Regions from separate parts of the Mus musculus genome. Here region 2 is linked to region 1. A link is a loop called in an ENCODE intact Hi-C map of the cell type or tissue named here. Cell type or tissue: left cerebral cortex. All regions are shown on one strand. Links, peaks and the distances in the headings refer to the core of each region. The heading gives the core; the rest is flanking DNA.

Region 1 (15,635 bases), core at 3,527-11,526:
ATGAAGTCAACAGTTAAGGCAGGAACAGAATCCGGTTCAAAACAAAACTCCTGCATGTGAATGCTCTCCAAAGAGCAGAGGTTTAGCAGCCATCTCTAGCCCTCCAGTGTGCCTGGATATGTTCCTCTGGCTTACATAGTGCTGTGCAGATATGCCACCCACCTGAGCTGCTTTCAGGGTAGTTCCTTAGGGATACTGTCTCATATACTCTGTGGAGCAGTTTACTGGGCACCTTTGTTCTAGTCTTTGGAAAACAGCGACGTTGAAACAGTTGACGCTTGAGTTACTATGTGACCTAGGCCATTCCACTCTGAGGTGTATAGCCAAGAGACAGATGCCCAGATAAAAACCTTTCCCTCGTGTTCATAGCTGCATTGTAATAGAACCTACACTCCAGAAATTCCTACCAGCTAATGAATGGCTAGAAGGATGGCAGGGTGTGGACCCCCTGAGCTGCAGGCAGCAGTCTGTTAGATTCCATTTGTATGAAGTGTTCTGAAGAGGCTGAGCCTTAGACACAGAAGGTGGGTCAGTGACTGGAGGGCTGGAGAGGGGTGGTGGGTGGTGACTTGTGTGTGTGGATTGGGGGACAGTGGTGAGAGTGCTCTGGAGTTAGCAAGAGGCGATGACCAAGCTCTTGTGGAGTATGGGAGAACCACTCAATTCCAGAATTGTAAAGGGTGAGTTTGGGACACATAAATTCTGGTTTAAAAATCTTTATTATATGTTAGTTGTGCAAAAAGCTAAAAATAGCCAGGCATTGGTGGTGCACTCCTTTAATTCCTGCACTTGGGAGGCAGAGGCAGGCGGATTCCTGAGTTCAAGGTCAGCCTGGTCTACAGAGTGAGTTCCAGGACAGCCAGGGCTACACAGAGAAACCCTGTCTTAAAAAACCAAAACAAAAAAACAAAAACAAAAAAACAACCCAAAACAAACCTCAAAACAGCATGCATACACCCCAGGGGGACCTCCACATTGCTTCCAGCTCTTGGGGTGTATATACCCCGTCTTTTTGTATAGGTCTCACAGTTGGGTTGACCTGCCTGTCCTTCCCCACAGGGCTTTTGTACCTTCTCTTAGGCTTTTTTCCCCTCTTTCTCCCCCTTGCTCTGGCCCTGTTTGCTCTGGCCCATAGGTTCTTTATTCGTTTCTCGTTACGGATGGTTGTGAGCCACCATGTGGTAGCTGGGATTTGAACTCATGCCCTCCAGAAGAGCAGTCAGTGCTCTTAACTGCTGAGCCATCTCTCCAGCCCCTCTCCTCGGGTTTTATGAAGAAATGATATTTAGGCAGAAGTGGCAACAATACTACATTTTACTCTGACTCACCTCAGGTCTGTAAGTTTGAGGGCCCTGTCACTGTCACTGATCCCTTCTCTAAAGGGACTGTGCTTACCCTGTGAATGCCTCTTTACCAGAGTAAACATGAAGGAGAAATGATGGCACCATTACAGAGTCGCACATTTCTATTCCCGCTGATGGAAATGTGAGCTGGCATAGCCACTAGGAAAAAACAGAAACAACCCTCACCCCCATGTGGCACCAAGCCAGCTCTGAGACTGGCACACATAATGGCAGGCGGGCATGTCCCAGAAGCCTTGCTCTGCAGTGCTGGCAGCAGCGCTGACACTAATTGCCCAAATGGGAAGCCAGGCCAGAGCTTGTCAGTTGTAGGATGGGCACACATCCTGTTAGGATCCTGTAGAGTGGTGACCCTGGTTAGAGTACCAGCTCAGCTGGGAAATCTGGGTGACCCACAGTGTTCATTCCCGCGCACACACCCTTTGTATAGATTAGGAGGAGACAAGGTGAATCCATACTAACAACCCACAGTAGTGTGTGCCCCTTATAGGCAAGTCATGATGGAAGGGTCACGTGGACTTGTGGGGGCTCCACACAGGTACTGATTGGAAGTGGGAATTCCTTGAGTATCATGTACACTTCTGCATACATTGTACTTCTGTGAAGAAGTTTATATAGACATTAAGAAAATTTCTTTTATTACTAAAGTACTTCAGAAATGAGTAAAATACAATTATTTTTAACATTCTCATATCTTTATCTCTATAATCTTTTATTTGTAATCATCTTATAATGTATGTAAATGTAAAGTGTAATTTAGAGTGTACATTTACAAATAAATTTATGTATGTTGAAAGTGCTCTTAAACAACAATATGAACTAACCAGTACCCCCAGAGCTCCCTCAGACTAAACAACCAACCAAAGAAACACATGGTGGGACTCATGGTTCTAGCTGCATCTGTAGCAGAGGATGGCCTAGTCAGTCTTCAATGGGAGGAGAGGCCCTTGGTTCTGAGAAGGTTCTGTGCCCCATTATAGGCGAATGCCAGGGCCAGGAAGTGGGATTGGGTGGGTTGGTAAACAGGGGGAGGGAGGAGGGGATAGGAGGTTTTTGGAGGGGAAACTAGGAAAGGGGACAACATTTGAAATGTAAATAAAGAAAATATCTCATAAAAAAAAGTGCTTTTAAAAAATATAAACTGGGGGCTGGAGAGATGGCTCAGTGGTTAGGAGCACTGACTGCTTTTCTGAAGGACCTGAGTTCAAATCCCAGCAACCACATGGAGGCTCACAACCATCTGCAATGAGATCTGACACCCTCTTCTGGTGTGTCTGAAGACAGCTACAGTGACTTAAATATAATAATAAGTCATAAATCTTTGAAAAAATATAAACTGGTCATAGCAGATGATGAAGAAGTTAGGTGCACCAAGGCTAGAGTCATAACAGAAGGGTCGTTCTGCCTGTTTGGAGGCCTGCTGTGTGGAGTAGCCAGTGTGTAAGTAGGGTTAAGGAGGGGTCTGTGGTGTTCATCAGGGTGGGCGTCCTTAGTATGCTAGTGTGCATGACCATGGGACAGCAGAGTAGTGGGAAGCTAGGGAGAAGTTGGCAGTTGGACTTCTGATTTCCACGGAGCAGTCAGTGAACCGAGGACACAGACTTCATAGAGGCCAAGGGGCTAAGGGAATGCCAAGGCTAGAGAAAGTGGTTTAGATGAGGGGCTGTGAGCCCTGTCAGCTGACTTGAGGTAAAGGGCCTCATGTTTCTAGCCTTAGTCAGGAGGAGATTCTGAGGACCTGTCAGTGCCACCTCAGTGGTCGGGTGGCGTTTGCTGGGAGGGAGGAGTAGGGAGGGCCATGGTAGCTGGTAGAGAAGTAGGCTGGTGCCCAGAGTCTGTGTTGCCTGCTCTTGTAGATGGGAGAGAGGGGGGTGCTGTCAGGGGAGCAAAGCGTGGGTGTGGAGAGGCTGGCCCAGGGTTGCTAGCCTGAGAGCTTGGGATGGACCCCAGGCCCTAGGTCATCATGCCTTTCAGCCATAGGTCCTACTCTGAGGTGGGAAGTTGGGAGGTAGGGCTGCTTGAAAAAGAGCTGAGGGGGACAAGTGAGCTACTCTCCTGCAGTGAGCCTTATGGGAGCCTCGGTTTTGCTTTCTTCCTAGCTTTGCCTCCTAGCCCTAATTTGATGGACCCTTGGTGACATTCTGCCTTCGCTTTATTTGGACTGAAGTACTATGAGCCAAATATTTTCTCTTTGTAAATCTGTCACCTCTGGTGTTGTCTTATGGTGACAGAGTGTGATTGGCACAGGCTCCTCTGTCCCAGATCAAGCTGTGGTTGGGTTTCCTCTGGTTCTCCTTTTGAGAGTTTCCTTCCCCATTTGTCTGTTCCCTCCTGGTCCACACTTGTGGCCACTCTGACAGCTGTTGCTCTTTTGTTCCTGTTGCTATCTACTCAGACACTGGTCTTCACGCTCCGTCGGATGTGTGTACTCACCACAGAGAGTTCTCATGTCCAGGTCAGCTCCTTTCTTTACCCTGAGCTGCCTCAGCCATAAACCCGTGGCCAGAGCTCAGATCACCATGTAAGTTTTGGGTGGCTCTGAAGTGCTGGGGGTGAGGGAGCCAAGGATGTGCAGGCATGACTGTTGCCTTCTAGGCACTGTAGGTGTGCTGGCCATTCCCTCCCACTCCTTCCACCCTAGTTTATGGACGCTCTTTCCTTTAATACTCACGATGCTTGTTGAGCCTCTTCTCATGATCCTGGCTACACTCTGCATCCTGCCATGCTTTGCATCTGTATCTTTTAGTCTGCTCTGCCTTACCTTCTTGGCTAGACGCTCGAATCTCCTTGAAGGCAGCTGTGTCTTACCCAGTGTCTCTCACACAGTAGCTGCTTATAACTTACTGCACTGAAACCAACGTGGGCTCTGCTCTGGCTCCCAGCTTCCACCTCTCTGTGCCCATCCCCGAGTTTAAGGAAAGAGTATGGGAAGAGGCAGAGTGTTTCCTGAAGTGTCAAGATTCTGTTTGGTTAGGAACAGCCACTAAAATATTAAAGGCCGTGTCAGGACAGCATTTCCAGGTTCTTGTATTAGCTTCATCTCCTGTCAGCCCTGATCCTGAGGAGTGGAAGGGCAATTGATGTAGCATGTAGGTGTGTTCCCTAAAACATAGCCACCTGTGTGGGGTTGGTTCCCAAGGAGGATGCTGGAAAGCTCTTTTGGTTTACCATGTGGGGCATAAAGGGACGTGGACTCAGCTGTGGATTTCTTAGAAAGCGTATAGCAAGCAAGCAGTGGAGTGGGTTAGCCCAGGTCAGCCTGGCTCTGCATATGGGCTCCTCTCTGCTGTCTGCTGTCTGTCTCACTAGCACTGTTTCTTGAGAGGTGTAGTAGCCACCCACTTGCCTGCAAGCTGGAAGAAGTTTCCCAGCCTTGCCAACCCCAGGGCATTTTGGGCTGATCTATGTCCCTAGTGAGGTCACAGGTTACCAGCTTATCCCACATGGGTAGCCTGTTGTGAACAGGGGAGAAGATACCCTGCACACAGCTATGAGCAAAGCCTTGGCAGAGAGGGTTGCCGCTTTCCCTCATCCATTCTTGGTGTGGTGCCTTATTTGAAAGGCCACTTCTTCCTTTGGCAACCCTCCTGTAAATGTCCCTACTGTGTGTCCATCTCCAGGCTGACACTGCATCTAGACTTCCTACAGCACCCATTAAATAGGTGATGGACCATGTGTCATCTTCATTACTGGATTGGGTCACAGCGTGGCCGCATTCTTGGCCACCCTTCCAAGATATCCAGAAGAGGGTCACTCAGGCATCACCCACAGCCCTATCCTAAGAGCTTTAGTTACCCACAGCTGCCTTCTGAGCAAACTCTGCATGTTCTCACATCTGACTGAGTCCTATAGGGCAGTGGGTAGAGTTTGTTTCAGACACAGGGGCAGTGGAGTGCCTAGAAATGGGAGGGGCCATGTGGGAACAGTATGATCTAACCATTATCTCATATCCTCTTTCTTTTTTAAAACTTTTTATTGGTTCTTTGTAAATTTCACATCATGTACTGTAATCCCACTCATCTCCCTGTCCCCTGGGACCTGCCTTCCTCCTTTGTAATCTCTCCAAAAGAAAAATATCTTGTTGTGAAAGCTATAGTATATCCCACAGTATACCCTTTTATCCATACTTCTTTGCTTGCAAATGTTCGTTGCAGTGAATGTTTGATCTGGTTTGAAGCCTCTGGCTTCTGCTATACTATCAATCCTGGAACCTCAGTGGGTCTCCTTTTGACTATCCTGTTGTTGCCCTGTGTCACAGAGCTCCTGGAGCTTTGTATCTATAGGACTGGCTTCTTCGCATGTTCCAGTGGTTCATTGGTAGGGTACATGTGGGATCGGCCAACTCAAAGCCCTGGATCTGGACCTGAGTGGTATCTGAGCTGGTCAGCCTGCCAACTCCCCTGCACCCACACCACCAGGGCAAGCTCTTTAGCCCTGTCCTGAGTAGATCATCCAGTATTGCAGTGATCAAGGGGTAGATACAGCTCTCCTGTCTCATGCTATCAGGGTTTGGCTCACCCATGCCTTCACAGCTGGCTCTACTGTGCTGCCCAGGCAAGGTGCAGGGCCTGCTTTCCTGAGTGCTACAGCAAGTGAGGGTCAGGGCCAGCTCTTCTGCTCTGATGACCTAGAGGCCAGCTCACCTACCTGCAGTAGGGGGCAATGGAGGGCATCTCTCTCTTATCCATGCCACGGGAGATGAACGGCAGATCCAGCTTTCCCATACTCATACCCTCGAGACCAGGTCACCCGTGACTCCTGAAACCAGGGAAGCTCCACTGTGCTTCCTGGGATGATGTGTGGGGGTGGGGATTGCTCTCCTGAGTACTATAGCTGACTAGGGGCAGGGTCAGCTTTCCTGTTCTCACGCCCTTAGGGCTAGTAGCTTTCCCATGGTGTCCAGGCAAGGGGTGGGGCCAGTTCTGCACAGCTCTCAGCCACCAACATGGTCTTGGGAGGCAGCTCCGACCAGGGATGTCTGTCTAGTCTTTGGTGGTAACAGACCCTTGCTGCTGCAGGGACACAGACTCAGACATGGCCCTCAGTGGCAGCACAGGCCAGGACCTCAGCATAGTCTTAGGTGGCATCCCTGGCTATTCATGTCAGGCTGTCCCTCACTACCCTTGAGTCTGCCTCTCTTCATTGTACACATATCTTTTGCTTCTCTTCCATTTCTCCACCATCTCCTGGCTCCTTAGTGGCATCTTTGGTCTGGGGTCATTTTAGGAGTGGTCTCAGAAATGCTATGCCCTGGCCACACAGTGTGGCACCAGGCACCAGGCAGGGGATGTTTTGGGTGTGATCTGCCTGCCCAGGCCTACATGGTGTCTGATTGGTGGTCATCTCGGGCTTGCTTTTTGTTCGGAGCCTGTGGTGCCAGAATGGTAGTTTTATGTTTTGCCCCCCTCACCCTCAGGCCACACGGCCTAGGTGGGATCAGCTCATCTCAGGCTCACTTCCACCAGCCTTTATAAATACAATCTCAGAAGAAGAAATGACAGAACGGTGCAGTTACTTATCTAGAATGTTCCTTAATTTAAAATTTTCTTAATAAAAAATAGATTTCCTGTTTTAATTGAGAAGATAATGCACAGCCAAACCCAATAGACTGCCTAAACAAGTCTCTGCACGGGGTATGAAACCAGCTGTTAGCCATGGCTGCTACCCCATTTCTTTCATTCTTTTTGTGATAGTACTAACTTGTAGTTTCAGCCACTGTTGCATAGGGGATTCCTATTCCATGTGCCAAACTCAGGCTCAAAGAATACAGCTCCCAACCCCAGCAGATACAACTGAGCCTTTTATCCCACTCTCTGTGACAGAGCGACGTTGCCCCGATGCTTGCCTTGCCTGTGTTGAAGATCCTAGAAATGCAGCTCCCGTTTCCTCGCCTTGTCCCTCCTTTCATGTCCTAACCCCTTCCTGGGGTGTGTTCCAGCCTTTTCCATCAGCTTGCCATCATCCCTACACAGTAGGTCTCTGGTGTTTTAAGAAACTTGTAAGCATTTAACACACAGCTTCCAACACAGAGCTGCACTAGGCCCCATTGGTAGACTGAGCTGCATGCCCCACCTAGCTCCTCTGCTTCTGCCATTGTGTCAGGTACCCAGTGCTTCTGGTGGCCCTCTCCTGTGCCAAAATGGCTTTCTTCCATAGGGACAGTTGGGCATGGGTTGGCTGTGTGTGGCTCCTCCTTGCAGCCTGAAGATTTAACACCCAGACAAGCATAAAACCCTCTTCTGTTGATCTCTGTTTCCCTTCTAGAGGCCCTAGCAGCTACATGCCACTCCAGGTTCTGGCCTCACGCTGGGCACCCCCACATTCTGAGGAACCTGTGTCCCGAGGCCTGGCATTCCTGTATGAGTCTCCCAGACTCCCTGCTAATGGCCTGGGCTCTGGCTCTGTACTGCCAGCCCTCTCTCTCCACCTCAGTCCAGTGGTGAACTGCCAACTGTTGTCAGTTACAATGAGTTAATTTATAAAAATAAGTGAGTCATTAGACACATATGATTTAAAATTCAAGCCAGCTAAACAAATTCCACCCTGACTCTGACATCCTAGTCCCTCATTGTCACCGCTCAGAGGGCAGACATAGCTTCATACTATTGTACACCTTGGTGAATCTGACTTGGCACTGTTGGAATACCAGTATTTATTTAAACAACTGGCCACCAGGTGGCACCAAATTGCCACACAGAGCTCCAGCCTCCCTACCCAGAGGCTGTCTTTAATCCAGTGAGCTGCCTTTCAAGTGTGCAACTACTTTTACCCCTAGGTGCTGTGTTGCTCCAAGTGTTTTCCATACCTACTATAAATAGACAGCATTGAAGTATACAAAACGGTAGACATTTAAGTGCACCTGGAGTTTCTTTGGGAGGCAGGGCTGTTAGTTTGTGTAGCAGGTTTTCTGTATGTCTTCATCATGTGTGTGCATGTGTTGTTAGCAGCCTCAAGCATGTGTTTGTGTAAGCACTTTCTTAGTGAGATGTGCCAACTGGAAGCCAGTTCTCCCTGCCCTGCTCATGGGCCTCTCTAGTTCTCCTCTTTATCTAGTATCACTTGCTGACAAGCCGTGTATTTACTGAATGCCTTATTTGCTGTTTACTGAGGGGTTTCCGGCTTCTTGCTTGCTGCTTTGTCCCTGGAATCCAGGATAGTACCTGGTACAAATAGGACTTTGGGCAAACATTTGTTGGCTGGATGAGTGTGCTGATGTGAGCAGGCGCCTGAGCTGTGGGCATCTTTCATTGTCTGTAAGTCCTGATGTCTTGATTGTCTGATGCAGTGTAATGGGGCACAGAAGCGCATGTGTGGGTTGGAGTCTGTGGCTTCCTGGTGCAGGCCTGGTGGCCTGTCCTGATGGTCCCTGCCATGCTGAGTGCAGCCATGGCCTCGTGCTGTGCTTTCAGCTCTTGTGGGTCTTCATGTTTCCAGGCTTGAAGGTGCCGTGTCTGCCAGGAGTCCAGCCAGGGGACTTTCCACATCAGAGATGCTCAGTCATCACCTGCCACGTGATCCCACAAACCTTTTCCTGGCATTACTGGCTGCCTTTGGTCTTTCCATGTTCCCTTTCTATCCTGAAGTTAAGCTTGTTAACATTTAAATCTGCCAGGTGGGCCATGGATGGGTGACTCAGTAGCCAAAGATCTGCCTAGTATGTGGCAGAACCCAGGTTCCATCCCCAACACTACAGGAAGCTAGTCAGAGCACGCACACACCCATGCTGGCCGCTGGTTTCCTTGGCTTCCTGACATTATTGTGACCCTGAGGGAGAGCTGCTTTCTTCTAAGACTAAAAACACAAATCTGTTTTTCCTCAAATGTTTTAATTTGGGGGGGGGTCTGTTTAACTATTCCCTTTTGCTGAGCATTTATTCTTTTTGTTTGTTTGTTTTTGCTTTTTTGTTGTTGGTTTTTGAGAGAGGGTTTCTCAGGCGGTTCTAGAACTCACCCTGTAGACCAGGCTGGCCTTGAACTCAGAGAGATCCAGCTCTGCCTCTCAGATGCTTGTATAGAGGGGAGAATTGATGAATTTATGTTATTGTCTCAAAGGGAGTTAAAGCTTAAAAGGAAGATTTAAACGTATTTTTATTTTATGTGTACTGGTGTTTTGCCTGCATGAATGTGTGTACTGAGTGCATGCACTACTTGTGGAGGCCAGAAGAGGGCGACAGATCCTTCGGGACTGGAGTTGCAGATGGTTGGGGGCCACCACATGGGTGCTGGCAGGTGTGTGTGTGTGTGTGTGTGTGTGTGTGTGTGTGTGTGTGTGTGTGTGATGGGTCCACTGCAAGAGCAGTGAGTACTTTTAACCAAGGGGCCATCTTCAGCCCCTAGAACTCTTTAACAAAAACATTAAGTTTATTGATTCTGTGTGTGTTTGAGTGTGTATGTGTGTGGAGGTCAGAAGACAGTTTACAGAGGTCTTTACCATGTGGGTCCCAGGGACCAAACTCAGGTTGTCAGGCTTTGGTGGCGTGAGCCTTTGCCCCTGAGCCAAGCCCTTAAAACCTTTTAATGAGAGTTTATTGTTTTCTTCAGGTGACTTCTGCACATTTCTTTAAACTCCTTGCCCAGGTCTGCTCTGGTTTGAGCTGTTGTGTTTATTGCTGGATGCCGTTAGTGGAAAGGAACCGACTTTGAGGCTGGATGCCTGGCACCCAGAGTTCCTTCCCTCAAGCTAGTCCTGTTTGCTCATTCATGTCTTCCTTCCCCGGGTTTCAGGGCTGAAACCATTTCATTCATATTTTAAGTTTGTTTGTTTCTCCAGCAAAGTTTGGAGAGGAGAAAGCAAATATGGGGGTGCACTTCATGCAGTGGAGAGCAAACTCAGTTTATGGAGTGCTGTGAAAATGTCCCCTGTCCTCACACACTTGTGGACATTCACACCCCTCTCATCCCAACAGGGCCCTATAGCGTGTGGGATGGGGCTGCAAGAGCTTGGCGAGCTGGTTGAGCCCCTGCTTTAGCCTCTGTTCACAGGTGACAGACCCTGTGTGCCTCTGTCTGCCAGCTGCCCACTCGCCTCATCCTCTTGGCACAGTTCCTCTCCTCTTGGGGGCTGCCCAGCTACTTGTTACGAAGTTGGGGCCAAGGACAGTGCTTGTGGTGTTTGTTAATGAACGTGTGATTGCAGATCCACCACCTACCCCTACCCTCCTGGTTTCAAGAAGAGGAACTTGGTCTCAGGACTTGGAGGAGTGACTGAAGAGAACAAGAGCCTCATTGTGAACCAGGCCAGCACCAGGCATCCCAGCTCAGGGCTCTCTGGCTTTGTGTGTAGGATCGTGTACCCCTTTACTGTACACCTTGTCGTTTCTGAATCTTCATTGGCAAGGGTCACCGTGTGGAAGCAGGGACACAGTGGGGGACTGTTCAGGGGTCTTGGGTGGCTTGGGTTTTGGGAGGAGACTTGGCTACAGAGAAGCACAGAAGCATCTCTGCACCTGCCGGGCAGAGACTGTGACCCCTCTCCTTGAAGTAACATTGCTTGCTTAGTCCCAAGGCAGATGTTCTTTGAATCATTAAAATCAAGCATGTGATTGAGTGGAGAGGGGCCCAGAATACTAGACTCCTGATCTAGACACCCCACATCCTTAACAACGCAGAAGGGAATCTTCTTCCCAGACTTCTGAGCCATCTTCACAAAGATGGGTGTCTCACATCTCCTCACTTGCCTTTCCCAGAGCGCTCTCTAAAGCCCATTGGCCACAGCAGGTCTGACTCACTGTGGCCCTGCTGCAGGAGGGCCCATGCTTGTGACTTCTAAAATAGAGAGTACTGGAGGAGGGGCAGAAGCAGAGCAGGCTCAGGCTCCTCCCCATTGGTCTTCCACACAGCTTCTGTGCATGAGCCAGCAAAGAGTGGTGCTCCCAGTGCAGTGACCGTGACAGCACATCCCAGTTCACCCCTGGATGCGGCTCTTTCTCCCAACCTGTTTGGGATCCATTTTCATTCGTGCTTGCAACATTTGGAAGAAATCACACTCCTGTAATTGGGCAGGCTTGGTTGTATGCATTTTCTTTGAGACAGCCTCTACTGTCTTAGGAAAAAGTGATCATTCTGCTTTGCCCTTAGGGCCTGCTCATTGGCCTGCTCATCTCAGGCCGTCCTGTGCTTTCCTGAGCTGACAGTCTTGAGGAGCGCTTTGCCTGGGAAGAACCCAGGGCTGCATCTGGGCTTTTCCTTTCCCTCTCTGGGACTCCCCCCACCCCCAAAGAGCAGAGAAAGACGCGGGGTTGTTCTGTGGTTCTGATAACAGCTGCCACGCTCTTAAGGAATTACATCATGAGAACTGCTTTTACTCTTGCATTGTTTGGGTTTCCAGGAGGGTTGGCAGCAAGAGTGTGTTTGCCTGTGTATGCAGGAGACAGGGTGGGGAGGGCTGAGAGGTAGAGAGGTCGAGGGAGGGTGGGAAGAATGGGTTTTTGTGTGTACAGGCTGCTGTGCCCAGCCTAAGCAGCTGATACCACCTTCCCTATGGATACAGAGTTCAGATGTGAAAAGATGTGTCTGCACATAATAGTTGAATCCATCTCCCTCAGTCACTGTATTTACATCTGCAGAGTGGCGTCTTAGTATTGCTGTTGATGTGAAGAAGCATCAAGCCCATGGCAACTCTTAGAAGGAAAACATTTATTTGGGGCTGGCTTATAGTCCAGAGGTTTGGTCCATTATTGTCACGATGGGAAGCATGGTATCTGAAACCTCAAAGTCCACTGCCAGGGACACACCTCCTCCTAATAGTGCCACTCCCTATGAGCTAGGGGCCATCTTCATTCAGACTACCACAGAGGAGGTTTACAGAATGCATGCAAGTCCTGTCTCCAGAGTCCGGGACAAAGCCTCTGTGGCAGAGGCACTGAGGGCCAAGCTGTATTTGCTGTCCTTGGGTCTAGGGCTGGAATCCTGCACAGAGCAAGGGTTGGTGAACCCTTCACTTGTGATCGGACGAGGGGAGAGCAGAGGCAGGCACTGATGCTGTGGCCACACAGGCTCCTGTCCTGCTCGCTGGGCTTCCTCAGCACCTGTAAGATGGGAGGACACAGCTGAGGCAGTGAGAAGGAGCCTCTGCTGACTGTGCTCTGGGACCCAGTGCCCCATGCTGTGCTCGCACGCTTGAGGCCACCTCCCATCTCCTGACCCGGAAGACCCCTCCTCAGCTTCATACCAGCACTGTGGCTCTTCTTAGTGGCCCCATGTTGGCCCTTTTAATGCCCTACCTAGTTACACACTTCATCATGTGCAGGAAAACTGGACTGCCCCAGTCCTTCAGAATCCACGCATACATGCTGAGGACAAGGCTCAGAGATTGGTAGGACTTTCTGCTCTTCTCCTGGACCTGAGTTTAGTTCCCAGCCCTACAACTGCCTGTAACTCTAGCTCTAAGGGACTCAGTGCTATCTTCTAGCCTCTGAGAGTATATCAGCATATACACAGGATGCACATGCGTGTGCACACACACACACACACACACACACACACACACACACAAAATAAAATAGAAATGGAATTTGCTACCACTTGTTCACAACCTTGAATTAGAGGATTCCCAGTACCTCCAAGGAAAACCCCTAACCCCGCAAGCCCACCCGCACCCCTCCCCCACTGCTGCCTCTACTGCTCCATGCACTCCTCCCTGTAGCCTACGATGTCCTTCTGCTGTGTCCCAGCCTATCTGTCCACTGCTTCCCACCCAGTCCCAACCCAGGTACTCAGCAGCCTCAGGCCCTGTCCTGGATGGGAGAGTGTTGCTCCAACCGTTTTCTGCACATGGATAGATGAGAGCTGCTGTCCATCAGTGAGGCTATTTCTGTCATGTTGAGACATGCAGGAGGCAGACACAAACAAGCCTTTTGCCTTTCTAACGTCTGCCTTCCATGGAAAATATGATGGGCTACACAGGTAGACTGGGGCCAGGGGAAGGGGAAGACAGATGGGAGAATCCCATGCTTGGTTCCCTGGAGCCCGCTATGGGGAGCAACCTTCCCAGGAATGGAAGCCCACATTCTCACAAAGCACAGAGCACTGGCTAGTTGGTTGGTTTGTTTGTTTAATGTTTAAATTAATTGTTTGCCAGAGAGTGGTGGTGCACGCCTTTAATTCCAGTACTTGGTAGACAGGCAGACGAACCTCTAAGTTCAAGGGCAGCCAGGTCTACACAGAAAAACCCTGTCTTAAAAAACAAAACAGACAAACAAAAAAATAAAGCTAATTGTTTACATTGGAAAAGAGAATGGGAACTTGTGACTAGAAGCTTGTGAGGGAAGGACACAATGCTACAGTGAGTAATAACCCTGGCAGTGACATTACAGTAAGTAATAACAGCTGCCCTGCCCTGCATAAGTGCTTCACATGCCCTTCCCGTGCTGTGGTGGAAGCCTGTATCAGGCTCTGGCAGACTGTCCAGGATTTGACTCATGAGCCCTCAGTTTCCCAGAAATTCGAGTAGTTTCTACTGTCTGATGTGAGTGGTCTATACCTCCTGGGGCTCTTGTGGCAAAGATGTGCGTGATGCTTAGCCAGTGCTTCCCCCAGAATGGGTGCTGGTACTGGTGTGTAGAGAGCCCATCTGCAAAGGGGGCTGGAGAAGAAGGTGGGCCTGGCAGCATAATCCCCCACTTTAACATTGTGTATGTGTGTGTGTATGCACATGTGCTGTGGCATGCGTGTGGAGGTCAGAGGACAACTTGAAAAGAATCACTTGTCTGATTTTACAAAGTGGGTCCCAGGACTGAACTCTGGCCTGGAATAATTAGCACATGCCTCAGCCTGCTAAGCCATCTCCCTGGCCACGGCAGCATCCTTTGGAAGACTCAGGGAGCCACCAGGACAACCTGAGAGAGCTTCTGGTTTGGTCTGTACTCAGGATGGAGTCCGGGCCTGGTTGCCCCGAGGAGACACACAGTGCTTGGCACATGCAGATAGGAGCAACCTGTACCTCAGCCTTAAACTTGGAGCAGATTGGCTGGGCTGGTTTGAGGCAACCTAAGAGGCGTGGCCTTCAATTACTATGGCTGCCATCTTGAGCTGGTTTTCTTTTCATCTATTTTGGGGCCCCTATTCTGGAGCTCCTGTGCCCTTCGTGGGGTTCTGTCGAGGGGCCCTGTCTATTCTCTACCTGGGAGGGTTTTTTCTTGGTTCTGGGTCCCATCTCTTTCATAGTAACTAACATTCCCTTCTCAGTTTGTCATGTCACTCTGTCACTTCAAAGGGAATGGCCAGCAGGCCAGGTGAGGTCCTATCATGAAGCCCAGGGTGCCTCATACATTGCATTGCAGCTTAACAGTCCCAGGTCCCAGGTCCCACAGTTTTGGGTTGTACTTGTCATCATCCAGATTTAGAACACTCTCATCACCTCCAAAGCACTCCGTCTGTGTGCAGTCTCTTACTATGGGCACTTCCCCTATAAATTTGCCATTTCTGGGAATTTCCTAAAATGGAATCACCCTGTACTGTGCATCCCTTTGAATCTGACTTTTTTTTTTTTAAACTAATGTAATATTTCTGAGGTTTGATCATGCTGTGGCTTGTGGTAGCATCTCGTTTCCTTTCGTAGCTGAGTAGTAGCATGCTGTGTGGCTAGCTCACACTGGGTGATAGACATCTGACTTGGTTCCAGGCTTGCTGTGAGGAGTAATGAGTGCTGTGATAGGCATCCTCTCTGTAGCTGTGCGATGTGGTCATCCTTTGTAGTAGACGCCTGGGAATTGGATCACTGGGCTGTTTTAACCAAAAAAGAAGCTACCAAATTGTGTTCTGAAGAGCTTGTACCAGTTGTCTTCTCACCAGCAATGCCCAAAGACTTCACCCACTCCCACCTCACTGCCAAAATACACTAGGTATACTCTAGTTTGGTTTGGGTTTTGTTGTCCTAATTCTGGCCATCACACTGTTTGGTCTTACTTATCTTTGTGGTTTGGTTTGTGTTTCCCTGGGAGCTTTTTCCTTATTCGGTGTGTGTGTGTGTGTGTGTGTGTGTGTGTGTGTGTGTGTGTGTGTGAGAGAGAGAGAGAGAGAGAGAGAGAGAGAGAGAGAGAGAAAACATCTGTGCATGCATGCACGCATGCATGTGCACACGTGGAGCCCATGGAGACCCATGGAATTGGATCCCTGAAGCTAGAATTACAGGCAGTTGTGACCAGTCTGAATGGGTGCTTGAAAATAGACTTGGGTCCTTTGGAAGAGCAGTGCATGGTAGCATCTTCGTAGCCCCCTCATGGTGGACTTTTCTCATCTGCCACAGAGTCACCATGCCCTGAATCAAGTTTATCAC
Region 2 (15,635 bases), core at 4,165-12,164, 190 kb after region 1:
CTTCCCCCCGGCAGCTTCCCACTAAGATCCTCTCAAACCCTCCATCCTGTCCAAGGTCTTCTTACTAGAGTCGTCTTGTCCACAGGAGGCCAGGATAGCCTCTCATTCTAGCACGTGTGAGAGTGCAGCTTACTATCTTGTGGCCACTGCTGCCCTAGCTTGCTGTCACTCTTACATCTTCAGGGCTGAGTGAGACACTAACTCATAGTGTCCTGGCCCTAGTGTGGAGACATCTTTCAAGGCCGTTGTGGTCTGTGTGGTCTCACCAGTGAAATGCTTGATGAAAAGAGCCTAGGCAGAATGTGGGACCTCTGTCCCGCTAATGCCCTTCCTCTGCAAACCTTTCTCGTGCTCAGAATGGGTTTCTCTGAGGAAGCTCAAGGGCTAGAAGCAGGTGGCACAGGACTCCAGCCTGATCCGCCCAGCTCCATAGCTCTGCAGAAGCCCGAGCACCTTGAGTGCCAACAGCTTCCGAGCCTTTGAAGTCCCCTCTGTGGCCTGTGAGGCTGCAAGGAGAGCACAGTGCCCCTTCAGCCCAGAGATGACGAACCGTGTTTCTCAAAAGGAAATGAGCTGGACCTTCTGCACAGAGACAGAGCTTGGCTCCCAGTGAGACCCATGAGAGCTACGTGTGTGAAAAGCAGAGTGTGTGAACATAGAAATGAGTGGCTCCCAGGCCCCGCCAGAGACCTGGCCAGAGGAAAGTTGCCACACAAAGACTGTAGAGGGCCTGGATGGCCCAAGAGCTGCAGGGCTCTGGAGGATCCAAAAGGGCTGAGTTCTGGACCTCAAAGGAAGGCTCTCCACAGGAGCAGGTGGGCAGCAGAGACCACAGAACCCTTGAGTTGGGTGACAGCCCATCCTGGCCTCTGGAGGCTCAGAGTTGCACTGACTAGAGATCCAGATGGCACAGTGCCTGGGGAAAGCATACCAAGAAGGGGATGGCACGAGCCCCTTCCAGCTGGGGCTAGGGGCGGGACTGGAACCCAAGTTTTGTGACTTCAAGTTGCTACTTTCCCCTCTGCCACAGCTGCCTCCCATTACTTTCCAATGTGTGAGATTTGGAAAGGCCAGCTGGAATGAGACAGTGCTAGCCCAGAGCAGAGCCTGGCCAGAACATCTTGAGAAGAGGTTCTTCTGCCCATAGTGTGGGCTCTCCTCACAGCCATGCGGGCCCATCTGCCTCTGGATGTCCGCCCCACACATGCCCCCAGATCTGTGCCCCAGATACACACCATTCTACACAGAGGGTTACTCTCAGTTCCTTCCCTGCCTGGCCAACCCCCAGACACTTCTTGTACATATCTTTCCCTCAAAACCTGCAGCTTCCAGTCATGCCTACAACCAGTGACTCTTCTGGCCAGAGGAACTTCCTAAGATGTGAGTCTGAGCACCTTACTTTGTGGGGCCAAGTCTCTGATGGGGTCTTTCCTCTGAGCCTTTGCACACACTGTACTTTCTACCTGTGTCATTGGTACTCTAGTACCAGGCAGAATGTCAAATCTTCTAGAAGTCTTGTCTAATCACTCCCCTATGTTCCCAAAAGCTCTGTAATATTGTGAGACTTCCATAATGTCAAGTGGACAAAGTGTGCACCATTAGTTGTGGCAGGGAGCAGATGCTAAGTCCACGTTAGAGGTGTCATTGTCCGCATGTTTGAGCCTGCCATGCTGTGGGTGGAAGGGGTGCTTTTGCCATATTGATCATGACTATCCCCCCGTCAGAATGTGTGTGCTGCTGGGGGAGGCTCCCTGGCTGCCCTCTCTCCCCTCTTGACTGTCAGCTCTTACTCCCATGCAGGTAGAGCATCATACATTTTCCTATCTGTGACACAGCTTCAGTATTGTGCCCAGGGGCAGCCCCAAGGTCTGAGCTTCCTAAACATTTGTGGCAAAAAGAGAGACAGTGTATGTTTGACTCTTCATAGGGAAGCAACAAAGACTGAGTTTATCCCTCATGTAGATCCAGAGCTTAGAGGTGACCTCCCAAGCCATTCCACCTGTAAGCCCAGACACAGATGAGAGCCCAGGCTGCCCTGACTCCAGGACCAGAGTCCCATTCTGTCACCACACACCATGGGGGTGCTGGCCACTCTGAGGCAGTTAGTAGAAGGGCGTTTGTTTTGTTTTGTTTTCCTGATTTGCAATCAATGAGTGGTCTGTTGGGCAGTATGTTAGTTTATTGTAATGAAAACCAGATTTTTTTCAGCATATCTGGCTGCCTACAGAAACTGTCAATTCTCATATGGCCCCATAAAACTGCTGAAGAAACAGCCACTTAAGGAGCTTTAAAGATTATTCATGGAAAACTTATGCTGAGGAAAAATAGAGCAATCCTTTGAGATAGTCAAGTCACACGGTCAGTTTTTCCAGCTGTGTACGCCATATCGACTCTGCTGTGTAGACCAGAGCCCCAGCTCGTCACCACCCCTATCCTGCCTGAAGACATGACCAACAAGCGTGCTGGCCACCCAGCTCAGAAGGCACGTGTGCTGGCACTGTCACTTGGGCACCACCCCAGGCTTAGAAGGGCAGGAGCATGAGGCCTTTTGGGTAGCAGAGGGTGTCACTTACTGGCAGAGGCCCCTCATTTGGGTCCCAGCCGAATGGAAATTCTTCTGTTTCCCCGTCAGACCTAGGCTGTTGGTCAGCAATGCTAGGAGAATGTGGGGGAGGAGGGGGCTGAGACCTTGAGCCCAGAGAGCAGCAGCAGCCCTGACATAGGCCCAAGAGGCCACAGCTCTTCCGCTGGGGGCCCCCGCCCACTCTTCCCAGCCGGTCCAGGGGCATTTGAGGCCAGGCATGCCTCCCAGGGCTCCAAAGCAGAAAGGGAAGGGGTGCATCCGGGCCTAGCCTTGGAGAGAGAATCCAGAGTTGAGTGGAAGCAGCCAAGGCAACTCTGAGAGGCTGTGCTAACTCAAAGCATGAGCAGAGTTGGAAGGCAAGAGCTACGCGGAGCCAAGTGAGCGTGAGCGTCCTCAGAGTGGCCATGGGAGGGAGGCAGCAGCCTACTGTGGCCATGTGGCTGCCGTACAGCTCTAGGGCTCCTCACATCCGATACCCCAAGTATGCTGGAGTCTGCAAGCTGGGGCGTGAGTGTTGTGAGTGCTGCTCACAACCAATGCGTGGTGGATGCTGTGCTGACCTCTCTGTCCTTTCTCAAGGCCATCTGCACCTGCACTCCGAACCCCTGACACTCCGCCCCAACCTACAGGCCTGCTGCACACAGTCTGTAGCAGATCTATAAGCTTGCCTTCTCCTCCAGGCTCGCAGTACAGCCCCAGAGCACCAAAGTACCACGCCAGTTATGCAGTGGCCTGCGCTGATTATCACCATAGTCACTTCTGCTTCAGCACCAGGGCCTCTGGGCTTCTACTTCAGGCCTCCTGCTGAGGAGAGGATCCTTGTGATTTGACCTTTAGAGGGCAGGGGCAGGGTGGGAGCACAGTGACTCAGGCCATGGGGCCATCACACTCCTAGAGTTGCTGATAAACAAGGGCTCCACCCTCTGGAATTTTCTCTTAGGGCAAAAGCAAAACAACGCTTTTTTGAGTGCTGCTCATTCCTCGCTCACTCTGTGCATCACCCGCGCTAGCTGTATCCCCAGGAGCAGATGCATCCTATGTCTCAGAATGTAGGCCAGAGGAAACTCAGGGCACTGTAGGGTACCCAGATCGGCTGTGACCACGCAGACACACACAAGGACAGCCCACTCTTCAGGGCAGATCTGTTCTATCCTGTGATGGAGAGGCAGAACCTCAGAGCAGCCAGTGCCAGCATGCATGTCCTGGCCAGGGACAGTAGTGTGGACAGAGACATAGGTGCAGTTCCAGCTGGCCCAGCTGAAGGCCTCCTGTGTACCTCTCTGAGCTTGCGAAGTCCAGGAAGGGCCTTTGCCTTAAGGTTATGCTTCTGGTTCTGTTCTTGTGGGTGGGTCCTCAGCCGGCTGCCTGGCAGAGCTGCCCAGCTACTAGACCCCTGGGCACCTCAGGCCTTCACTCTGGGAGTTGATGCCATTGGGAGGGAAGGATTAGTATCTGATGGCTGTAGGCTTCATGTGTCTTACACATAACAGCTGGAGAAAGGTCCATAGTACAAGTCTGGAGTCCAGTTCCCTGAGCCACTGCCCTACTCTAAGCCCCACAACTCCTGCCAACTCTCTTTCTCTCTCTCTGGTCTTTTCATAGGCCCCTCTGCCGGCTCCAGCTCAGCCAGGTTCCGCCGGAGGCCCACCTGTCCAGATACATCTGTGGCCGGCAGCCTCCCCACACCGCCAGTCCCCAGACACAGGAAGAGCCACAGCCTAGGCAACAAGTGGGTGACTTGACTGAGAAACTCTCTTCTGGGGTGAAGGAAGGCTGGGCCCTTCCCCATCCTCATTTGGAAACTCTTGATGCTCTTGGCAGACACACTCTCCTAAGGCTGGTGTGAGCGTGGGAATGCAGAGGCGACAGGCTGCAGTTTGTATGCCGCCTGCAAGGGACCTGGGCTCAGTAGCTAGTGAAGAACTGTGCAAAAGCTCAGTTGACCGCTCATTTAGGGAGAACTGAGTCCAGCAGACATCAAAGACTATCCTCAGGGCAACAGTAGGTGTCTGAGTACCTGCTGGTTCACTGGCCCTCTGGGGCCCCCAGCTGGGGCACATACACGTCCTCAGCATTGCTGGGGAAAGCCACACCTTTATCCCCTGGGGCACCCTTTGCCCCTCCCTTCCTCCCTCCTTTCCTTCCATCCTTCCTTCCACCTGCATCCTAGCACTAAGGCACAGATGCCCTGCCTCTTGGCTGGTCCTTGTGGAACTCAGAGGCCAGAACAGGACTAAGTGTGTAGGGTCCCCAGTGCCTCCTCTTCTCCAGACATTGCCACACACCCATGGTCACCATCTCACTGACCCATGCAAACCTCTGGGCAGCTGCTGCCATGCTCACTGTATATCTAGCTGGGGTCACGAAGCTCTGATGCTCCTCAGGGTGGCCTACGGGCCTGTCGCCTTGGCCTCATCTCACAAGCCTCACCATCATCCTGAGACACAGGCAGGACACAGGCAGGGCAAGCAGCATTAGTCTCCATTGACAGAGGGAGAAGTTGAGGCTCAGAAAAAGGATGTGGCTTGCCCAAGGTCACACCATAAGAAGAGGCTGAGCCTGGTGCACCAATGGGCTCTGGGCAGAGGCGTCTCCAGCAGTAAGTCCCTGGCCCTGGCTCTGGCTCTGGCTCTGGCTCTGGCTTCTGGGGCCAGCGCCGCTGTGCTCCCAGGATAAGGAGCTGCTTCTCTCTTCCTCTCCGTTTTCCAGTCTGATGTGTCAGTTGAGTGTAGTTGAAAGTAAGAGTGCGACATTCCCATCGGAGAAGGCCAGGCACCTGCTGGACGACAGTGTCCTAGAGTCCCGCAGCCCCCGCAGGGGCCTCACCCACACCTCCTCCACCGCCATCACCAACGGACTCTCCCTAGGTAAGCGTCTCTGGCCTGTGCATACAGGCAGGGGCAGCAGGCCCAGTTTGTGCTCTGTGTCTGTCTCTGTGTCGCTGTACTGTGCCCAGTGGCCCCTCACCCTTAAAGAATGGCTCCCTACAAGAGTCTTCTGCTGCAGGAAGAGCCCTGGCTTGGCCTTCTCCTTCTGGTGGTCCCCAAATGGACAGTCAGATTGAAGAAGGAAGCTAGACTTGAGTCCACCTCAACCCCTGAGGCCAGCTGCTACCTTGGTGGCATTTATGTCCCAGGGGGATTCCAAAGCCTTGCTTGGAGCAGTAGGTAGGTGGTCCATTGCTTCCTGCTGTATGCTTAGCTGTACCCAGAAGGGAAGATGAAGACTTCAGGAATGGCATTACCCTACTGGACAGAGGCAGACAGAGAGTCTGTTCCACGGAGTTACAGACACAGGGCTGCTGTTGCCAGCAGATAAATGTTAATATTAGTGGCTGAGGCTAGCTCAGAACTGCATTCAGAGATCTCAGGTCATCTGTGACAGGTGACACTATCCTATGATTGCTGTCACCAGCCCAGTACTCTCTTGATGGCCCTTGCCTTCCAGTGTCCCTGTGTGATTGTCTGCCTTACATAGCAGAGTCCTCCTAGCAACGGTGGTGGGCTGCTGTTGGACCTGGTGAAGACAGTGGGGCAGAGGGCCAGGAGCTTGGAGAAGCAGGCAGCAGGAACACCAGGCGGGCATCTCATGCCACAATGTCCCTGGTGTGGGAGTCAGGAACAACTTTAGCACAGGGCAGCTGCCTCCTAGCAATGTTGTGATGAAGTCTCATACCTGCCTTATGTCTTCAGAAGAGCTCATCCTGTCTGGCCACAGGCCAAAGTATAGGAAGTGTGGACATTGCATTTTAGGCTCAGGTGTGGCTTGGAAGAAGTGGTTCAAGCTCCTGAGCTAGGGAAAGGTAATCAAGCCTCTTTCTGAGCCTTCGCTGTGTTCTTGGGCACTGATCCCTCAGCCTCGTAGGTTCCACTCATGGACCTCATCTTAGAGTATAGGATGGGACCTGGGTTCTTATGAGACTCCATGAATGCACAGTTGAGCTCAGAGCAGCTGTTTGATATCCAGGAAACTCTGAGCTGTGCCTGAATCTGGGCTGCCGTTCCTGAGAGCCAGTCAGGTGCTGTGCTGTCCAGCATCCAGGGTAGATCACAAGATTGCTTGGCTCCGGCTCATCAAGTCAGGGAACTCAGGACATTTTCTGCTTGAGCTGAAAGGTCTGAGAAAGTGGCAGAGTGTGTGCCCTAGTGGATGTCGTGCTAAGCTGCACTCCCCCCACCTCCAACCCATACAGCAGGGAATAGGGGTTCTACTCAGGCCAGGCTCTTTACCCTTTCCCACTGTTTAGTCTTAGAGATTTTTCTAGCAGGGCTCTGAGCTTTAGAGCCTACATAGTCTAAGACAATACAGAGGCCAGGCCCACAGATGCACATGCCAGGAGGGAAGCCGAGTGCTGCTCACTTAACAACACCAGGCCTCGTGAGCCAGGTTGTCCCACTCAGGCCCAGCACACCATGGTCAGCTCTAGAAGGTGGGCCTGGAAGAGACTAGGAAGGCAAAGGATCCCAGCTTAGGCCTTAGCACTGACCTTGGGCAGGGGACTGCACTGACTGACTCTGTGGGCAGGGGACTGTACTGACTGTGAGCAGGGGACTGCACTGACTGTGGGCAGGGGACAGCGCTGACTCTGTGGGCAGGGGACTGCACTGACTGTGGGCAGGCGACAGCACTGACTGACTCTGTGGGCAGGGGACAGCACTGACTGACTCTGTGGGCAGGGGACTGCGCTGACTCTGTGAGCAGGGGACAGCACTGACTGACTCTGTGGGCAGGGGACTGTGCTGACTCTGTGGGCAGGGGACTGTACTGACTGTGAGCAGGGGACTGCACTGACTGTGGGCAGGGGACTGCACTGACTGTGGGCAGGGGACAGCACTGACTGTGGGCAGGGGACAGCACTGACTGTGGGCAGGGGACTGCACTGACTGTGGGCAGGGCACTGCACTGACACCCCCTTGCAGCCTCCGTGCATCTCTTGTGCAGGCAGATCCATCTACCTGTCCCTTGGGCCAGAAGTGCTCACCCTGCCTTTGCCCTCAGGAGAGCCTGTGGGGCAACAGGCAGGCATCAGTGCAGACAGATGTGAGGACCCTGGCCTTCCAAGCCAGAGGGTAGGCAGTGGGAAGGGAGTGGAGGGTACTCTTGAGAGCGGTGGGACTGAATGTTCTTTGAACCTCCCCAGAGAAGAGACAGACATAACAACAGAAACTCAACTCCTTTTGTGACCCACAGGGTCAGAATGCTGTGAGCTTGGGGACCGGGGCCCAGTGACTGGGAGCCCAGGAAAACAGGCCCCTCTCTTCGAGGCTGCCATGCTCACTGATCTGTGTTCCTTTTCCAGGCAGTAGTGAGAGCTCAGAGTTTAGTGAAGAAATGTCTGCAGGGCTGGAAAGGTGAGTGTGGCCTCAGCAAGGCCTCTCAGGGCCCAGGGAGCTGGAGTCAGGGGCCCCTCCCCAACCATTCATGACATATGCATAATTACATGGTCACACCTCAGTGTGCACATAGTAAACACTAATCTCACACTTACACGTGCACACAGGTGGACACATTCATAATTCAGTTATACACTCATGCATTTGTGGATGTATACACAGGCTTAGAAAGGGCTCTCTACCTGCTCCCTCCCTTCTTTTGTCAGTTGACACTCAGAGCACTTGGTCCAAGCCAGCTAGAGGAAACCTGGGAGCCTGGTAGGCCTGCAATGAATCCTGAACCTCTAAGCCTGAGGCCTGTTGGAAGTCTTGAGATGGGCATGTGGCTCCATCTAGTGATACCTGAGAGTATTGCACCAGTGCAGCCTCAGGCCTCGGACATTTTTGAACCCTACCATGCGTGGTTGTGACTCCCATCAGCCCATCTGTTCCAAGTATGCACGCTCCCATCCGCCTCTCATCAGGAATTCACCTGCAGCATGTATTCCATGTCCCAATACTTCTTGGGCCACCATGAGGAATCCAGGAAGACTTGGCAGTGCAGGTGGTGAAAGGTACCTTGCTGACTAGAAGTCTGAGGACACACAGGGAAATATAGTGATGAAAAAGATCTCCAAGGTGCAGGCTTCCATTGGCCTTCAGGATGGTTCCTCCACCAGTGCCTAGGGGACTGTGTGCATCTGTGTACTCTCACAAGTACACATGCACAAAGTTATATAGCCTTATGTGTTCATGTGCACAGTTATACAGTTTAGCTATAGACATGGCCATGGTTACACAGTCTTACATATGCCCAATCTCATCCATAGTCACACATTTGCATGTATATATACAATGCTTATACCCAGTTACATATGTACAGTTTCACTGTCACACCTGTGGGCGAATACTAAACACAAATCTCACACACATGCACACAGGCAGACACCTCCTTAATTCATTTATATACTCCTGGGTGTCTGCATTCGCCTGCATGTGGTATGCACTACACCACACAGAACATACACACATGCACCTGGTGTGAACGCTCCTTTTTTGAAGCTAGGGCTTCAGTCCCTGTAATTGGAAAGTGCCCAGAAGTCATCCTATCTGTACACTTCCAACAGAGCAGAGAGACTCGTTGGCCCAGGCTGGGCGTTCCCTGTGCACAGGCTCTGTCTGGCCACTGCCATGCATAGACTGCCTGCAGCCTTGACGCTGCCCCATAGCTGTGAAAGGAGAACCCCACAGGCCCCATGGGACAGACTCCAAAACTCTTGGTCCAGGTGGGGATTCCTGGGGCCACCTTGTAAAAGAAGGCCACAGGCAACCCAGTGCCTCCCCTGGCCACTCCAGCAGCATGCTCAGGCATGGTGCCGAGACCCACAGCAGTACACCTGGGTGTTGTGTTCCCTCCGTTGTTTGTCCTTTCACTCATCCATTCCTCTTCTCTCATCAGTCACTCGGTAGCTGCTTAGTTAGCACGGCTGCCTGCACGGGAACCATGTAGGCAGGCTCTGTGGGCCCTGTCAGTGCTGACTGAGAGTGGAGCCAGCAGGAAAGAGGGTGCCATGGGGGCATGCCTTGCACAATGGAAATGTATGCCATCATGACCACTACAGGCAGCAGTATTTTGTACGATCTAGGTCACTGAATTTCTATAGCATATACTCTCAAGTAAACTGTCTCTGAGCACTGGCCGCCTCCTGGCTCTTCTATGCATATGCCCAGCCCTTGAACAGCCCTGCTCCCAGCTGCCTTTTCTCTGCTCTGCAGAGGGGATCTTGGCCTACTGTTTCTTGGCTGAGGAGATAGATATCAGTGGGGCTATGATTGCATCTCATCAGAACCCAGCCCCAGGCAGGCCAGAGGAGCTAGAAGCTAGCTGACCCTCACCCAGGGGTCCAGCTAAAAGTCTGCTCCCACTGTGTATCTGCTCTCGTGCCTGCTTCAAAGAGAGTCTGAACAGTCTGGGCTTTCCTGTAGACTGGGCACACAGAAGAGCACCACGTTGTCTCTTCACAGCTCAGTTGCCATCTTGCCACTTCCTGAGCCCCTTTCATCCTAACCTTCAGGCAGCCAGTGCTCAGCCCCACTGGATCCTCTGTGCACTCCCAGGTCTCCTCCAGACCACATGCCCCTCTTCATAGATGAGTGGATTCTAGGTCTCCCCCTGGCCGGTCCCAGAGGCCAGCATCTGCCAGAAACAGCCTCCCTGCCAGATCCTCACAGATACTATAAGGCGTATTGCATGCTAGAGCAGAGGCAGAAGATGTGGGATAAAGGTGCAGAAGGGAGCTGGGCCCCCTCAAAGGGATGAAGATATGAAGAGGGATTGGGGGTGTGGCTAGTGTGCGATGGAGTCCAGAAACTGTAGTCTTTAACTGGGTAGCCCCTGACCCATAGCCCCCCAAGCTCTGGTTGTGAGCTCTATCCAAGCCAGGGTGGAGCAGAGCCAGGCACCGATGTAAACAGCAGAGAGACAGCAGAGCAGGGAGTAGAGTAAGGATGCCCAAACTTGTATGATTTTATCGGACAGCCCTGACCTGCAGGGGTGAAGGTAGGAGGAAAGCCTCATTGTGTGTGCCACCTCCCTGAGGAGAGGGCCCCACAAGCTTATTGTGTAGAGCACAACAGCGCTCAGTGACCTGGAGGTGAGTACCAGGCTGGGTTCTAGACAGCCTCAGGCCCTAGAGACCAGGCAGCCTTGGGGCTTGGCCAACGGCCACTTTTATACTTAGATTGAAAGGCTCTAAAATGAAAACAGAAATATTACCCTTAGGGCTAAAGTATTTTTTTAAAAGAGATATATTGGGGGGGGTTAAAATATTTATTTATTTATTTATTTATTTATTTATTATATGTAAGTACACTGTAGCTGTCTTCAGACACACCAGAAGAGGGAGTCAGATCTCATTACAGGTGGTTGTGACCACCATGTGGTTGCTGGGATTTGAACTCAGGACCTTCAGAAGAGCAATCAGTGCTCTTAGCCACTGAGCCATCTCTCCAGCCTCTAAAAAGAGATTTTTAAAAACTACTCTTTTTTTTTTAATTTTATTTATTATTATATGTAAGTACACTGTAGCTGTCTTCAGACAGACCAGAAGAGGGAGTCAGATCTCATTAGGGATGGTTGTGAGCCACCATGTGGTTGCTGGGATTTGAACTCAGGACCTTCAGAAGAGCAGTCAGTGCTCTTACCCACTGAGCCATCTCTCCAGCCCCTAAAAAGAGATTTTTAAAGGAGGAATGAAGGGTTATGAGGTGGGTAGAGACAGGAATATGGAAACACACAGCGTCCTTGGCCATGATTATCTCTGCTTCACAGGATTGCCACCCTCGTATTCTGTAAACTTCAGCAATGTGTCAGTCTCATTTCTACTCAGAAAAGTAATTGGCATTTGGCATTCCTAAAGATGTCCTCAGAAATGTTCACTGACTGTTTCTGAAGAAGTGACATAGCAAGTCTGTCAGAATTCATCACAAATCCTCCCCAACCCTCTTCCCAGACAGACATTGCCAGGTGGTTGGAAGTGGACAGTGGGGGTGGGCAGTGGTGAGCAGTAGCAGGCCTCGAGAGAGTGAGTCCCTTTAATGGAAGAGAGGAAGGGGTGGTACAGCTCTCTCTACAATAGTGGGTTGTCTTCTATCCCTGCAGGGAGTTGGGACACAAGAGTTCACCCAACACACAGTGGTTGTCCAGTGGAGTACCCTGTATCAGCTGCAGGTTCAGGCAGCTTCTTGAGAGTTGGTAGTTAACAGGCATGAAAAGAACTCTGGTGAGCCTTTGTGATGGTCCTGGGGCGTGAGGATACAAAGTAGATTCTAGGTCATGACCTGGGGTTGGAAGGGTGGCCTGCGAATGCTCAGAGTTTCTGGGGGCCTTCTACAGGAGAGGGTTCTCCCTCCACATTATGTTCTGCTAGCTTGAGACCAGGAAGTGTAATGTCAGAGGCCTCTGAGTTCCTTGGCTGTGCATTAGAGAGACACATGATGAACACTCAGCCCAAGTATGGAGCTGCTACAGGAGAACTGGGTGTGGACTCTTAGCAGTGTGCCATAGTGGGTGCTTCTGCCCAACAAGAAGATGCCAGAGACAAGGGCCTCAGGTTGCCATTCATAGACTCTGTATGGACTGGAATGAAGGCGGTTTACACCAATCACTGCTACTATGGTAGCACTAGTCTGGGGAGGGTCCTTGTAAGGTCATTGATGCAAGTCCTTCTCTGCCCTGGGTGAGGTTTCCTGTTGGTCTTAGTGGAATCACACACCATTCTTACAAGAGCAGCCGACAGGGGAGTCATGGTAGCAACAGAGGGCCAGATCTGCCACCCAAAATGGTCTCAGACATGCATCCTTCCTTATATGGTCAGAGGACACCAGGAAATGGGTCCAATCTCCCAAACCCCAAGTTTTGCTTTATTTGGAGAGAATTAGGCCCAGCTCTGGAGCAAGCGGTTCCCTCCACTGTAGCCCACCTGTGTGAGTGACAGAACTCAGAGCCCAGGAAGGGTCTCAGCCCTCATTAGGGCTCCCTGGCTTCTGGCTTCTGTGGGCTCGCCCATGTGCATGGATTGAGCTTCCTCGCCCAGGCTTACTGGGTGGCGACCCAGTTGGTTGACTTGCTAAACTAATTATATGGTTCTCTGAAGACACCATATCTTGCTTTACTTCCTTAGAGGTGAGTGAGGCCCCTGGCAGACTCCTCTGGAGAAGACTGGGCAGAGGGGTCTGGGCTTAGAGCTTCACCTCAGCCATGGTAATCAAGACTGTGTCCTGTCAGTCAGCAGCTGCTTCATGGGGAGCCCATAGCTTCACGTTCTAACTCCTTCAGAGCCAGTGTCTGGAACTGGATAGGCCATCCTTCTGCCTGCCTGTCTTTCCTGCTGCATCTCTGGGGTGTTTACTGTTTCTACTGCATCCCACATTTCTGAACCTCGCAGCACACAGAGGGTATTAGATGCCTCACAGTGCCTAGACACCTGCGGTGGTTTTACGCAGCCACTGAGGCCGATTTCCAGCCTGACCTAAGTCCTGATGGCCAGGAGAGAAATCTGGCTTCTTTTACCCTCGGCCACTCAGGGAAATATGCAGCATTTTACCAGTGTGGTTTCTAGGCACTATTTAGTGACTCCAGGACATTACCCAAGAAGGCCATGTGCACAAGGAGAGTCAAGTCCTTCAGATGGGGCTCCTTGGGAGTCAGGTTGGCATTTCCTGCCCACGAATGAGAGAGACTCACCTGTAAGTGACTCAGTGCGACTGGTGGCTTCTGTGGGGCCTGCCTGGGAAGTCAGCACTGCTAGTGCACAGAACCATGTGGGCCTTTCCACGCATCACTCCCAGTGCGGTTTGAGGAATTTGAGACAGGAGAGTGGTGTGGGAAGATGGCTTTTTGCTAGGGCAAAGATTCCAAGGGCCTAGATATAATTGTCACCTAGATGTCTCCTATTCCTCCACCTCCTATATGAGCAGGCTGCCTTATGAATTTCAACTTGGAGACACCCACAACCTGGTGCAAACCTAAGAACCCATCAATGCCTTGTTCAGCCCAGGTGCTCATGAGGCCAGTGGTACAGGCTGCTTCCACCTGGGCTCCTCTTCCAGTGTTGTGGCCTTGGGCAAAGTGACTCCCCTCCTGTAAGCCTCAGAGTTATCTACGAGGCAGGGCTAGAGCAGTGCCTACCTAGTAGTGCTCTGTGGTTCAGTGAGGCAGTGAATACTGCTGACTGAGCACATTGCCTTCCCCCTCTCCTCCTCACTCCCACCATCCTCTCCACCTCCTCTAGCCTGGCAGCAGCCATCATCTCATCTAATCGCCATCATCGTCACTGTCATTGTCTTAGGAACCCTGTGGGAAGCTGTTCTGTTTGGTTGCTTGCCTACATCTTCCCTAGAACAGACATCCCATGAGCCTCTGGTGTGGTATACCTCAAATCCATGGAGGGAGTCTGAGAATGTGTGCTCAGCTACATGTTCTCAGAATGATCCTAGGAAAGATTCCTACGGCTGTGGAGTTGGGGCCCTGTGATTTTGGGGGCTCATTAAATCCTGTTGTACATTTGTTCTGCATTTTGTGGTATTTTAGGGCAGTTTAGGGAGGGCCCGGGCTGCCCAGTTCCTGGGGTGGAAGATCTGGCTGCTCCAGGTTGGCACAAGCCTCCCCCAGCTCATGGGGAGAAAAGGGTAGATACTGCCCTGACTCTCTTCTAAGGGATGGGGAAAGGCCACCATTATGCTGCCCTTTCACACCTGGGATTGCCACATGGTTGCAGGGACAGGCTATGATGTTCACCCGCCCTGTGGGACAGTGAAGCCTTTCACTCCATGTTGGAAGCAGGCCTTCACTAGACACTTGCACCTCCATCTCAACAGCAGGCCAGCATCTCCTCTGGCCTCGGTGTCTTCATCTCAAGTACACATGAGAGCATCACCCCTTCTGTGGGGTGGGTGTGTTCTCGAAAGCATGCGGATGGCACGTTGTAAATATCTGACAAGGCAGAGATGCTGAAGTGCTGGGCAGCCCCATGCAGAGCACAGAACTGAGAAGTGCCCCACCCGACCCGAGAAGATCCTCACACTTAAGAATTTCCTGGCTGTTTAGCCTCATGGACATGGACACAGACACAACTGTGGGAGCTGTGACACTCAAAGTAGCAGCACGTAGGAGAGTGGAATGTTAGCCAGGTCTGGCACAGAATTTAGGCATGGACCCAGTGCCCAGAGTAGGCCCCAGTGTTTCAGCCCCTGCCTCTCTGAGCTGTAAAATGATCATGTCTGATGGTGTAATGAGGAGTTTGAACTGTAGTCAGGCAGACCTTTATTCAAATCTTCGTGTAGGAGGCTTATACCTTGGACAAGTAGCTCCTCATTGCTTGCTGAACCTCAGTTTCTCCCTTTGGGAAGGATAAGAGCTGTGCTTGAACAAGCACAGCAAGGATAATACAATGCTGTTGGACTAGCACAATGAGTCCAACATACGCACACCACTGCCTTAGCCTCTCTGGTCTGTCTGTGTGACCTCAAGTGAGTGAGATAGCTCTGTGTCTCTCACACTGGACTCCCCTGGAAAGGGCCTGTGTGCCGACTGCCTACCAGCCTAGACTGCTCGGAAGTCATGGATTTCAGGTTGCTCTCTGTCCATTCTAGCAACATTTGTCAAGGATGCAGCCCCAGGTGACCTCACAGAACAGGCAGTGCCTCCTGCTCGCCACCTTGGCAACTTCAGACAGTCTTAAGTTCTACCACCTCAGAGCAAGAGGATGGTAGAGGGGAAGCTACCACTCCCAAGTGGGAGTCCTGATTAGCAGAGGAAGGGGTATCTCTTATGCACAGAGAGCTACAGAGGACAGCACTTGAGAAAACTCTGTGGTCAGAGCTGGCTCTGAAATCCCTGTCAATGGCTGGGAAGGAGAGCCACCAAGGAGAGCGGCTGGTCAGCCAGGGCTGACATGTGTCAGGGACAGGGAGTAGTGATACCTATGCATTCCACCCACTGGCAATTACAGCAGGTGCATGGGTCTCAAGGAAGAGTGAATCGGCATGTACCCAGCCTGCTGTGGATGGAGGAGAAGGGGACAGAGCAAGGGTGAGCCTGTGACCACCCAGAGACCTGCTCTCTCAAGGACTTGGGTTAACCAGCACTTAAAAAGGAAAGGCTGATGGACAGAAGAGGG

What was found. Hi-C counts contacts between places; a loop is a spot of excess contacts. Peaks named below come from ENCODE experiments on the same cell type or tissue, not always from the same donor. Only the 100,000 strongest peaks of a DNase experiment are listed, where the experiment ranks them.
Region 2: it touches region 1 in a loop (8-fold over the local background); 39 of 42 quality-filtered maps call a loop at or near these places.

The regions. Positions count from the first base shown.
Region 1 is chr2:33,341,696-33,357,330 of GRCm38, reverse strand. All of the region lies in intron 1 of Ralgps1 (Ral GEF with PH domain and SH3 binding motif 1), which reads left to right. Among named protein-coding and RNA genes, the nearest start is that of Ralgps1, 22 kb to the left of the region's middle. In left cerebral cortex, for the core only: CTCF peaks have their summits at 8,034 (motif pointing right) and 9,494 (motif pointing right); DNase peaks (open chromatin) are centred at 8,040, 9,524, 10,526, 11,138 and 2 more places; H3K27ac peaks cover 2,788 bases.
Region 2 is chr2:33,147,588-33,163,222 of GRCm38, reverse strand. Ralgps1 (Ral GEF with PH domain and SH3 binding motif 1) reads left to right here. Exons shown (of 20, transcript NM_175211.5): 12 at 4,187-4,313; 13 at 5,294-5,451; 14 at 7,884-7,935. Among named protein-coding and RNA genes, the nearest start is that of Gm13528, 20 kb to the left of the region's middle. In left cerebral cortex, for the core only: CTCF peaks have their summits at 6,750 and 8,318 (motif pointing left); DNase peaks (open chromatin) are centred at 4,329, 6,135, 8,304 and 9,586.